2 separate regions of the Homo sapiens genome follow, and region 2 is linked to region 1. The links are chromatin contacts, found by Hi-C or POLR2A ChIA-PET in ENCODE. All regions are on one chromosome and are shown on one strand. Each heading gives the region's core, a stretch centred on a gene start or an enhancer-like site at or near the end of the contact. The rest is flanking DNA. Distances are from core to core; before and after follow the strand shown. Region 1 has its middle 15 kb from the start of HPSE. Region 2 holds the start of ABRAXAS1 (abraxas 1, BRCA1 A complex subunit).

What was found. A loop is a pair of places that touch in the nucleus more often than their neighbours do. ChIA-PET counts read pairs that join two places held with the same protein, here RNA polymerase II (POLR2A). Pooled maps may share reads with other maps.
Region 2: a pooled map shows a loop between it and region 1 (8-fold over the local background). The contact joins the promoter of ABRAXAS1 here to the enhancer-like site in region 1. A Hi-C loop is called at or near these places in 3 of 168 maps with a recorded cell type or tissue (HepG2, OCI-LY7 and endothelial cell of umbilical vein), 2 of 37 single-sample maps with no recorded cell type and 11 of 50 pooled maps. POLR2A ChIA-PET finds 5 or more read pairs at or near these places in 3 of 52 experiments (HEK293, OCI-LY7 and T-cell).

What each region holds. Positions count from the first base shown.
Region 1 is chr4:83,346,558-83,352,997 of GRCh38, reverse strand. No RefSeq gene overlaps it. Among named protein-coding and RNA genes, the nearest start is that of HPSE, 15 kb to the right of the region's middle. Within about 2 kb of position 2,642, at least 4 of the 41 ENCODE cell types and tissues checked have a DNase peak (open chromatin) inside an H3K27ac peak, as active enhancers do.
Region 2 is chr4:83,482,510-83,488,949 of GRCh38, reverse strand. It overlaps ABRAXAS1 (abraxas 1, BRCA1 A complex subunit), which reads left to right and starts at 3,850. Exons shown (of 9, transcript NM_139076.3): 1 at 3,850-3,964. The coding sequence starts at 3,878. RefSeq lists a silencer at 3,635-4,124.

The DNA.
Region 1 (6,440 bases), core at 1,393-3,892:
AATTGTATCTAAAATTCATTTACTTTATCACAAAAAATTTCAACATTGTCTTTTTTAAGATTTGACTCTGGGTCAACATTATCTTTCTCATGAAAGAAAGGAATTGCTGTGAGATTCTTTTAATAAATACAACTGTTAAAATTTTTTAAATTGTTTATTACCTACTTGCATGAGCAAAGTTTTTATTAGGAATTTGAAGAGATTATTGAAAATCATTAATTAAGATGGTGGACAGACATTTCAAATACACTGAATATTAAATAGTTATGTTCTAGCCAGACATGGTGGCTCACACTTGTAATCCCAATACTTTGAGAGGCCGAGACAGGAGGATTGCTTCAGCCCAGGAGTTGGAGACCAGCTTGGGCAACATAACAAGACCCTGTCTCTACAAAAAAATTTTAAACTTAGCAGGGCATGATGATGTGCACCTGTAGTCCCAGTTACTTGGGAGGCTGAGGCAGAAGGATTGATTGAGCCTGGGAGATTGAGGCTGCAGTGAGCCATGATTGCACCACTGCACTCCAGCTTGGGTGACACTGTGAGACCTTGTCTCAAAAAAAAAAATGTTATCTTCATGAATTCAAGCTTTGATTAAGAAAATGTAAGAAACAGCATTTGGAGGTTGTTTACAAATAAAATATTTAGCAAACGTGTGGCCTGTATTTTATGCTTCTTATCATAATTATATAACATACAAAATGTATTTTACACCAAGGGTGTGCGGATTCCCTCGAAAGCATCAGCTTTCCCAGAGTGCTCTACAAATGCTGTCATTTTCTATGTGTGTCAAGGTGTGCAGTAGGTTAGGAAACTGCACCGTGGTGAGGTGTTAACTCTGAGGCACCTCACAGAATCTTAATGGATTTAGGTTTAGGCTTTTGAAAATAAAAGCTTGTTCTCTGCTTTTTTTTTGCCCCGCTGTGTCACATCCTACATTTGAAACAATGAGCCAAGCTTGCTACTTGTTCAAAAAAGAAGACTAGAAAGAAAAAAGGGACATAGAGTAACATCTCTAAAACAATTCCTAAGATGTGGTCCACAGACCTCCTAAGAGTCTGGAGACCCCTGCAAGGGGTCTGTGAAGTCAAAACTCTTTTCATAATAATATTAAAATGTCATTTGTTCCTTTCACCCTCATTCTCTCCTGAGAGGACAGTGCGATTTTCCAGACACTACATGATGTATTATGATGTAACAAATTTAATGTTGATATTCATGTAAGAATCCAGCCACCTTTTGTTAAGTGAGAATCCAGCCGCCTTTTGTTAAGTGAGACACTAAAGTGATTTGCAGATAAAACAATGCTACTTTTCTCGCTGATTTTCTTGTTTTAAACATAGTTTTTTTAATAAAAATATGCTATTTATATTAATATGAAATGTGTTTATGGCCAGGTGCAGTGGCTCATGCTTGTAATCCCACCACTTTGGAAGGACAAAGCAGGAGAATCACTTGAGGCCAGGAGTTCGAGACCAGCCTTGGCAACATAGCAAGACCCCCATTTCTACAAAAGATGTTTTTTAAAAATTAGCCAGGAGGAACAGAAAACCAAACATGGCATGTTCTCACTCATAAGTGGGAGCTGAACAATGAGGATACATGGACACAGGGAGATATCACACTCCGGTACCTGTCGGGGGGTGTGGGAGCTAGGGGAGGGAGAGCATTAGGACAAATACCTAATGCATGCGGAGCTTAAAACCTAGATGACAGGTTGATAGATGCAGCAAACCACCATGGCACATGTATATCTATGCAACAAACCTGCATGTTCTACACATGTGTCCCAGAACTTTAAAGTAAAATAATAAATACATAAATAAGCCAGGTGTGATGGTACTTGACAGCAGTCCTAGCTACTTGGAAGGCTGAGGTGAGAGGATTGCTTGAGCCCAAGAGTTTGAGGTTACAGTGAGTTATGATCATGCCACTGACCTTCAGCCTGGGTAACAGAACAAGATCCTGTCTCTAAAAGAAAAAAAGTATTTGTTATAGTTACTCTTAATTATTTAACAAATATTTTTTAAATGTCTCAGTTTTAATTTTTAGTGCATCAAATATTGCAGATGTAACCCATGTGAAAAAAACTCTTTGGAATCCCCAGTAATTTGTAATAGTGTAAATGGTTCCTGGGATCAGAAATTTTGAGAACTGCTGCCAAAGTTTTACGCTGCCACACATCTAATATGTAAAAAACTCTGCAGCTATTAAAATGGAGCATGAAAACATGTTTATTACAGTGAAAAGATATCCTTTTCAATTATTAAGTGGGTATAGTGTGATCTCATATTTAATTGAAATAAATATGTGTGTTTGTGTATGTATGTGTCTATTCATAGGGAAAAAAGTATGGAAGAACACATACCAATAATGCTAATTATTTCTAGCCTGTAAGATTATGACAATATTTACTTTATTCTCTATTCCTTTGCTATGTATACTAAATTTTAAAGCTTTTAAAAATCGTGGTAAAAAACACATAAAATTCACCATCTTAACCGTTTCCAAGTGAACAATCTAGTAGTGCTAAGTATATTCACGTGACTGTGAAACAGATCTACAAAACTTTTTATCTCGTAAAACTGAAACTCTATAACCATTGAAAAACAACTCCCCTTTTTGCCCTCCCCCTCATGCCTGGAAATCACTGTTTTACTTTCTGTTTCTATGTATTTGACTACTTTAGATACCTCATATAAATGGACTTAACAATACTTGTCTTTTTGTGACTGGTTTATTTCATTTAGCATAATATCCTCAGGGTAGTAGCATGTGTCAGAATTTCCTTCCTTTTTAAGACTGAATAATATTTTGTTGTGTGTACAAGAGGACTTCAAAAAGTTCTTGGGACCATGCGTGGTGGCTCACGCCTGTAATCCCAGCACTTTGGGAGGCCAAGGCAGGCACTTGAGGTCAGGAGTTCAAGACCAGCCTGGCCAACATGGTGAAACCCCGTCTCTACTAAAAATACAAAAATTAGCTGGGTGTGGTGGCATGCACCTGTACTTCCAGCTACTTGGGAGGCTGAGGCAGGAGAGTGGCTTGAATCCGGGAGGAGGAGGTTGCAGTGAGCCGAGATTATTTGATTAAAATACAAAAATAAAAAATGTAAACTTTGACTGGGCATGGTGGCTCACGCCTGTAACCCCAGCACTCTGGGAGGCCGAGGTGGGCAGATTGCTTGAGGTCAGGAGTTCAAGACCAGCCTGGCCAACATGGTGAAACCCTGTCTCTACGAAAAATACAAAAATTAGCCAAGCATGGTGGCATGCACCTATAATCCCAGCTACTCAGGAGGCTGAGGCAGGAGAATTGCTTGAACCCAGGAGGCGGAGGTTGTCATGAGCCGAGATCATGCCACTGTACTCCAGCCTAGGCGACAAAGTGAGACCGTGTCTCAAAAAACAAACAAACAAACAAACAAACAAAATATATATATATAAACTTTATTTCTGAACATAAGCTCCAGCAAAGATACCCTTCATTTAGTTTCTCCCTAAAGAACGGAGGGTCCTGGGAATGTAACCATGTCAATGCAGTCTTTTTAAAATTATTGACTGAAGAAAAATGGGTGCCCTTGAAAGATTTTTTAAGATTAGGAAACAAAAAGAAGTTAAAAGGTGCCAAACGGGACTTTAAGATGGATACCTAATGATTTCCCATAGAAGCTCTCACAAAATTACCCTTGTTTGATGAGAAAAATGAGTAGGAGGATGGTCATGGTGGAGAAGGACTCTGTGCTGAAGCTATCCCAGGCATTTTTCTGCTAAAGCTTTGGCTAATGTTCTCGAAACACTCTTATAATATGTAGATGTTATTGTTCTTTGGGCCTCCAGAAAGTCAATAAGCAAAATGCCTTGAGCATCCGCAGAAAAATGTCGCCATGACCTTTTGCTCTGGCCCAGTTCACTGTGCGTTGACTGGACCACTTCATCTCTTGGTAGCCATTGCTTTGATTGTGCTTTGTCTTCAGCCGTGTTCCATGTCCTGTTACAATTTTTCGAAGAAATGCCTCAGGATCTTGATCCCACTTGTTTAAAATTTCCATTGAAAGCTCTGCTCTTGCCTGCAGCTGGTTTATGTACACACCGAGTGGAAAGTTTGCTCAACTTTAATTTTTCAGTCAGAATTGTGTAAGCTGAACCAATTGAGATGTCTAATGGTGTTGGTTATTTCTCCTGCTATTGATCATCAGTCCTCTTCAGTTAAGACATGAACAAGGTTAATTTTCTTTTTTTGCAAATTGATGTGGATGGTCTGCCACTGTGGACTTAATATTCAACACTGTCTCAACCCTTCTTACAACAAGTAGTCCACTTGTAAACTGTTGATTTCTTTGGGTCATTGTCCTCATAAATATTTTGTAAAGCATCAATGATTTCACCATTCTTTTATCCAAGCTTCATCATAATTTTTTTTTTTTTTTTTGAGACAGAGTCTTGCTCTGTCACCCAGGCTGGAATGCAGTGGTACAATCTCAGGTCACTGCAACCTCCACCTCCTGGGTTCAAGCAATTCTCCTGCTTCAGCCTCCCAAGTAGCTGGGACTATAGGCGTGTGCTACTGTGCTTGGCTACTCTTTCTATTTTTAGTAGAGATGGGTTTTTGCCATGTTGGCCAGGCTGGTCTCACATGCCTGACCTGAAGTGATCCACCCACCTCAGCTTTCCAAAGTGCTGGGATTACAGGTGTGAGCCACTGCACCTGAGTCATACATTTTGTGTTTGTTCTTGTTTCAATTTTTGCAGAATTCATGTTGCTCTGATAGGGCTTGATATGGTCTGACTCTGTGTCCCCACCCAAATCTTATCTTGAATTGTAATCTGAATTGTAATCCTCTTGTGTTACAGGAGAGACCTCATTGGAGGTGATTTGATCATGGGGTGGTCCCCTCATGCTGCTGTTGTGATAGTGAGTGATTTCTCATGAGATCCCAATGGTTTTACATGGGGCTTTTCCCCTCTTTGCTCTGCACTTCTTTCTCTTGTCACCATGTGAAGAAGGATGTTTGCTTCCCCTTCTGCCATGATTGTAAGTTTCTTGAGGCCTCCCTGGTCATGCAGAACTGTGAGTCAATTAAACTACTTTTCTTTATGAATTACCCAGTCTTGGGTATGTCCTTATAGCAGCATGAGAATGGACTAATACAGTAAATTGATACCAAGGTAGTGTGGTCCTGCTGTAAAGATACTCAAAAAAGTGGCAGCTACTTTGGAACTGGGTAACAGACAGAGGTTGGAACAGTTTGGAGGACTCAGAAGAAGACAGGAAAATGTGGGAAAGTTTGGAACTTCCCAGAGACTTGGAGGGCCCAGAAGACAGGAAGATGTGGGAAAGTTTGGAACTTCCTAGAGACTAGTTGAATGGCTTTGACCAAAATGCTGACAGTAATATGGACAATGAAGTCCAGGCTGAGGTGGTCTCAGATAGAGATAAGGAACTTGTTGGGAACTGGAATAAAGGTCTTCTTGCTATGCTTTAGCAAAGAGACTGGCAGCATTTTGCCCCTGCCCTAGAGATCTGTGAAACTTTGAACTTGAAAGAGATGATTTAGGGTATCTGGAGGAAGAAATTTCTAAGTAAGTGGCAAAGCATTCAAGAGGAAGCAGAGCATAAAAGTTTGGAAAATTTGCAGCTTGACAATGCAATAGAAAAGAAAAACCCATTTTCTGGGGAGAAATTTAAGCCTGCTGCAGGAATCTGCATAAGTAACAAGGAGTTGAATGTTAATCACCAGGACAATGGGGAAAATGTCTCTAGGGCATGTCAGAGACCTTCAAGGCAACTCCTCCCATCACAGGCCTGGAGGACTAGGATGGAAAAATGGTTTCATGGGCTGGGCCCAGGGCCCCCTTGCTGTGTGCAGCCTAGGGACTTGGTGTCCTGCATCCCAGCAGCTCCAGCTGTGGCTAAAAGTGCTCAAGGTACAGCTAGAGCTATGGCTTCAGAGGGTGCAAGTCCCAAGCCTTGGCAGCTTCCACATGGTGTTGAGCCTGCAGGTGCACAGAAGTCAAGAATTGAGGTTTGGGAACCTCTGCTTAGATTTTAGAGGCTGTGTGGAAATGCCTAGATGTCCAGGCAGAAGTTTGCAGCAGTGGCAGAGCCCTCATGGAGAGCCTCTTCTAGGGCAGTGCAGAAGGGAAATACGGGGTTGGAGCCCCTACACAGAGTCACCACTGGGACACTGCCTAGTGGAGCTGTAAGAAGAGTGTCACTGTCCTCCAGACCCCAGAATGGTAGATCCACCAACAGCTTGCACTATGCACCTGGAAAAGCTGCAGGCACTCAACACCGACCCATGAAAACAGCCAGGAGCAGGGCTGCACACTGCAAAGCCACAGGGGAGGAGCTGCTCAAGGCTATGGGAGCCCACTTCTTGCATCAGCATGATCTGGATTTGAGACATGGAGTCAAAAGAGATCATTTTGGAACTTTAA
Region 2 (6,440 bases), core at 2,601-5,100, 130 kb before region 1:
CACACGCCACCACACCTCGCTAATTTTGTATTTTTAGTAGAGACAGGGTTTCACCATGTTGGCCAGGCTGGTCTCGAACTCCCGACTTCAGGTGATCCACCTGCCTTGGCCTCTCAAAGTGCTGGGATTACTGGCGTGAGTTGGGATTACAGGCACGAGCCACCACACCTGGACTAATTTTTTGTTTGTTTGTTTTTGTTTTGAGATGGAGTCTTGCTCTGTCACTTAGGCTAGAGTGCAGTGGCGTGATCTCAGCTCACTGCAACCTCCGCCTCCTGGGTTCAAGTGATTCTCCTGCCTCAGCCTCCCAAGTAGCTGGGATTACAGGTGCCCACCACCATGGTCAGCTAATTTTTGTATTTTTAGTAGAGACGGGGTTTCATCATATTGGCAGTCTGGTCTCCAACTCCTGACCTCGTGATCCACCCATCTTGGCCTCCCAAAGTGCTGGGATTACAGGCATGAGCCACCGCACCTGGCCTAATTTTTTAAAGTTTTTGAAGACATAGAGTCTTGCTATGTTGCCCAGGCTGGTCTCAAACTCCTGACCTCAAGCCATACTCTCTGCTCAGACTCCCAAAACACTGGAATTACAAGCATGAGTGACTGTGCCCAATCTTTTTGTTTGTTTGTTTGTTTTTGAAACAGATTCTCACTCTGTTGCCCAGGCTGGAGTGTAGTGGAAGGATCTCGGCTCACTGCAACCTCCACCTCCCAGGTTCAAGTGATTCTCCTGCCTCAGCCTTCCAAGTAGCTGGGATTACAGGCGCACGCCACCAGGCCTGGCTAATTTTTGTATTTTTAGTAGAGATGGGGTTTTGTCATGTTGGTCAGGCTGGTCTCAAACTCGTATTTCAGGTGATCTGCCCACCTCAGCCTCCCAAAGTGCTGGGATTATAGGTATGAGCCACTGTTCCCGGCCAGGTATTTCTTTATAGCAGTGCAAGAAGGGACGAATACACTCTCCCATGAGTCATTCTTTAGCATACAAAAACCAGTAAATTCCTAAGGTTTTAGAAGCTCCCACGCCAGGAACTCAGGACAAAGACTAAATATTTATTTTCTTTTTTACTATACTACAGACAAATCCTTGATCTTTGACCACTGATTCCTTATAGCAAAGAATCATAAGAGTTAAAAGATAGTTGCACATTTCTAAAACCCCATTCAATTACTAATAACCTGTCCAGTCCATCAGCCTATCATATGAAAATGCCAGGCCGGGCGCGGTGGCTCACGCCTGTAATCCCAGCACTTTGGGAGGCCGAGGTGGGTGGATCACAAGGTCAGGGGATCAAGACCATCCTGGCTAACACGGTGAAACCCTGTCTCTACTAAAAATACAAAAAATTAGCCGGGCGTGGTGGCGGACGCCTGTAATCCCAGCTACTCAGGAGGCTGAGGCAGGAGAATGGCGTGAACCCAGGAGGTGGAGCTTCCAGTGAGCCAAGATCATGCCACTGCACTCCTGCCTGGGAGACAGAGCGAGACTCCGTCTCAAAAAAAAAAAAAAAAGAAAAAGAAAAGAAAATGCCTCCCAGGGTGTGGCCACTCAGGCTTCCATTTGATCTTTTCAGGTTTCAAAAGCAGAGTTCTTAGCAATATATATCTTCATTATTTCAGGCATCTGATATAATTAAGATAAGAGACAATATCATCCCTTGCTTTGAGTTTCTTTGGAGGTCTTAATGAATATTGGATTTCCCTCATTATATAACCCGTTTATTTATTCCTTTACTCTCATCTACTATTTCTCCTTATCTCCACTCATACCCAAGCTTTTTTGGCTTCCGAAGGAGTATTTGGTTCAGCTACTGTGCTGCTCTGGGTTGCAGGAAGTAAAACTAGTGATGTGGTTCAGGACACACTACTCCAAAATATAGCACCTGAGCATTTGAGAAAATAGCAGAGCAAAGAGGTCATTTGCACCTTCCCCTCACTCCTTTTGCCCTGAAGCAGGCCATAAACCATAGAAAGAATACTCTGGCCATCTCCCTTGAGGCAGGCCATAAAACCCGGTGTCCTTCCCTGAAGTAGGTCATAAGACCATCATTTGAGAGGTACCCTCCCTTTACATAGAGAAAAGGAATATCCTTACCTCTGAAGACACCAGGACACAGAGAAGAACCTGAACAAACAGCCCATTCTAAGTTCCCCCAGTTTGTTACCATTACATCATACTCCCTTTGTGTAATCATACTCCTGCACGACTGTCCACTCTTTATCAACCCTACGACAATTGTCTTCCACCCCTTCATTGAAATTTCATTATCTACTGACTGTGGAAAGAAGACTGAAAGTCAAACATCAAATCTAGAGCCCAGAGGAACTTTGTACTAAGTTATTGACTGCTGTTTGGGCTCATCCAACTTCCACAAAGAATTCTTTGCAAGCAATCCCTCAAGCTCATCCAAAGAATCAATTGTGATCCTCAAAATTACTTACATTCCTCCATCTCCCTCTCCCTTATGAAAAAGTGTACATAAGCATCTGAACCTCATTGGATTATTGGGTAATCACTCTACTGTGATTTTCTCCAGGGCACATTAATAAATTTGTATGCCAGTCGGGAGCGCCTGTAATCCCAGCACTTTGGGAGGCCGAAGGGGGCAGATCACCCGAGGTCAGGAGTTCGAAACCAGCCTGGCCAACATGGTGAAACCTTGTCTCTAATAAAAATACAAAAAAAATAAATAAATAAGCCGGGCTTGGTGGCACGTGCCTGTAATCCCAGCTACTCAGGAGGCTGAGGCAGAAGAATCGCTTGAACCCGGGAAGTGGAGGCTGCAGTGAGCTGAGATGGTGCCACTGCACTCTGGCCTGGGTGACCAAGCGAGACTCAGTCTCAAAAAAATAAAAAATAAAATAAATTCGTATCCCTTTTCCTTCTGTTCATCTTTTCTTTTGTTAGTTCACTCCAGTGAACCTTCAGAGGGCAGAGCTTTCCCTTCACCCCTACAAAATGAAGGCAAGAAACTTAATTCTAGGGAATAAATATATAATCATTAATTATATACATATGTATTGTGTGTTACGCAGCCACAGACAACTGCTTGACAACAAAACCCACAAATGTGCCACACTAATTCAGTAGTCTGCTATTATGCTTACTTTCAGTCATTTAAGAAACATACCTTTACGTGTGTGTGTGTGTGTGTGTGTGTGTAAAATACATTTGCCAAGCCCTGGTCCACTCACCTTACCATTTACATTAAATGAACCAGCTTACTATGATTATGCCTATCATTAAACTGTCAGAACATTAAATATCCATGTATTGTTTAAATTAGGCTGAAGTTTTCTAAAAGCAAGGGAACACACACATGCACACACACAAACACACAGACACAGAACATGGCTAGAGAGTTCTAGCAAAGACAATCCCCAAATGGTTATTAGTATTCTGTAAGTTTCAGTGAGTGAAGGGTGCTAAAATGCAGCTTGAAAACCAAAACCGTGGCATATCCACTGTGGCATCGTAATGTTGCTACTCAACTCTTTTATTCTTGTAATCATTGCTTGTCTTAAAATGACCCTGTCAACCGTGTTCATTTTGATAGCTTTGCATGTTTGTGACAGGTCGCTCAGCAGGCGCAGGCCACCAAAAGCAATTCGCAGCCCTCTGCAGTGGTACCGACATGCAGCGGCCTTCCGGGAGAGGCCGGCAGCAGAAGCGAAGGAGGAGCCGAGCGCGCGGCTGGGGACCCGCCCGCGCCCGCCCTCAGCCCCCTCGCCCCGCCCCTCTGCGGAGCGCGCAGCAGCCCGTGCGCCGGCGCAGGCCCCGCCTCCTCGCTGGGCCCCGCCTCGCTGCCACCACAGGGTCTTGCCTCCGCGCGCCCCGCCCTCGTCCTCTTGTGTAGCCTGAGGCGGCGGTAGCATGGAGGGGGAGAGTACGTCGGCGGTGCTCTCGGGCTTTGTGCTCGGCGCACTCGCTTTCCAGCACCTCAACACGGACTCGGACACGGTGAGCCGAGGGACGGGGCGGGGTCCGGCGTCGCCTGGGAAGAGCCCTGCGCGCGGCCTGCCTCCCCGCTGTTGCTCCGGTCCCCGCCCGCTCCCCCGACGCCGCCGCGCCTCCTCCCTGCGGTCGCGGCTCTGCCTTCTCTCCCCCTCAGCGGTCCCTGAGGTGCCTCGTGCCCACGAAGTCTTCTCCAGCATTAGCCCTCCCTCTGCTATCCTCCGTTATTTCCCTTTTCCGACCCAAGTGTCCCACACGCTCCCATCTTTCCTCGGCGCCCCTGTAGCTGTGGAAACTTGGGCGTGAAAAGATGGAAAGTTCACGGAGCGTCTTTCCGCTGCTCTGCGGAGCCTGCGGTAAACTTTCCGTTTCTCGCGACGCCCGACAGGCGTTTGCAAAACCAGGCGGACTTTTTCATGCAGAGCAGCGTCTGTGCGTGTTTGTTGCGATGGTAGGATGGTAAGGGAATAAAAATAGATGTTGCGTCCAGTGGCAAATCTTAGTGGATGGAACAGCTTAATCTGGTATATCAGATATCTTTTTATTTGCGTTATTAAATTTGTTAAAACAGTTTTTAAAAGTACGTTGCCTATTTTCTAAAAGTTCTATGAAATTAAAGAAACGCTGTAAAACGTTGAGCTCGGAAGTAGTTAATGTCCTGTAGCACTTTCAGTAACTTGCAGAAAGAAAGTCTAAGCATCTGAAATACACTTCCCTGCTGTGTGGTACAGTTCGGAGAATACCCTGCTGAACAATGCCTAGTAATTTCTGCTAAGTTCATTTTAAGATATAACGTCTATTTTACTCAAAATTGCCTTAATATAGGTCGGGCGCGGTGGCTCACGCCTGTAATTCCAGCCCTTTGGGAAGCCGAGGCGGGTGAATCACCTGAGCCCACGAGTTCGAGACCATCGGGGACAACGTAGTGAGACCCGGTCTCTACAAAATCTAAACATTACAAAATTGCTCTTTGGCACAATCCTAATAAAGGTTGGAATTGGTATGTTTTATGTATACAATTTCAGATAACCTTACAAAGTAATACCTAATAAAGAACAAATATATGACCATTTAAAATATATGTGTAGCTGTGGAAATTATTTTGGAATACCTGTAGTGTAGATAGAGTGGGACCGTAAATCCTCGGTAGCTTAAACGATTAGCCCTTGGGAAGTACCTGAGTGCTAGGGAGGCCCCTGTTTCTCAGATCTTTTTCCTGAAGTCTTTAAAGGGTGGTTTTTCTGGCTAGTTGCACTTGCATTGCCCCCCTGCTTCCCTTCCCTGAGTTCGTCTTTTGAGTATCAAAATCAAGAACACTAGATTCTGGATATCCCCCCGCGTGATTCCAGTAAAGACTCACATTATGGAAATAATCCTTTTTTACTTTTAGGGGAAAAAAGCATTATTAATTATAAAGAATATAAAATATTTCTGTAATCACAGCACTTTGGGACGCGGAGGCAGGAGGATCATTTGAGCCCAGGAGTTCAAGACCAGCGTGGGCAACATAAGGAGACCTCATGTCTACAAAAAAATTTTAAAAATTAGCCCGGCGTGGTGGCACGTGCCTGTAGACCCAGCTACTTGGAAGGCTGAGGCAGCAGGATTGTTTGAGCCTGGGAGGTCAAAGCTGCAGTGAGTAGTGATTGCACCGCTGCACTCCAGCCTGGGTGATGACAGAGCTAGACCTCTTCTCAAAAAAAAAAAAAAAAAAGATATAAAATCTTCATTGTCAAGCACATTGGGTCTTTAAGTGTGCCTAGAGAAATTGAATTCCCCAAAACTCAGATAAATTACCACTGGGGTGGCAGAATACAAGTAGTTTTAAAAGAATCGGGCTCACAGCACTCCTTTTAGAAAGCAGACTCTGAAATTGAATTTAAATCTTTCATATTGTGCATGAGTTTTAATCAGAAAACACTAATCTTGTCATTTCGTACCTTAGAAGCTTTCTGTAACTCCCAGAAGCACATGTGGTTAAATCCAGAGTAGTCATTCGGGGTGTCCCATTATTGGCTCGTTCTTATTTATCTTTGATTTCCTTCTGCTCCAAGGCAAAGTGCTCTGCTCATTCTTCAGTGTGTGCTCATTTCTGGCTTTAAGTCTTATATGCTTCCAAGTGTGCCCAGTGCTTCATGCTCTGCCTACACAAATATTGCCCATAGCTTTAGTCTAATCTGTAGCCTCCCCAGGGCTACAGGGCTAATCTGTAGCCTCCCCAGGGCTACTCTGATTATTTCAGGCTAGACTAATCTCTTTCCCTTCCTCTCCTCTTTATTTCTACTTTTTTTCTTTTGAGGCAGAGTCTCACTCTATCGCCTGGGCTGGAGTGCAGTGGCGTGATCATAGCTCACTGCAGCCTCAACCTCCTGGGTTCACGTCATCCCAAGTAGCTGGGACTACAGGCATGTGCCACCATGCCTAACTAATGTTTCTCGTATTTTTTGTACAGACGGAGTTTTACCCTGTTGCCCAGGCTAGT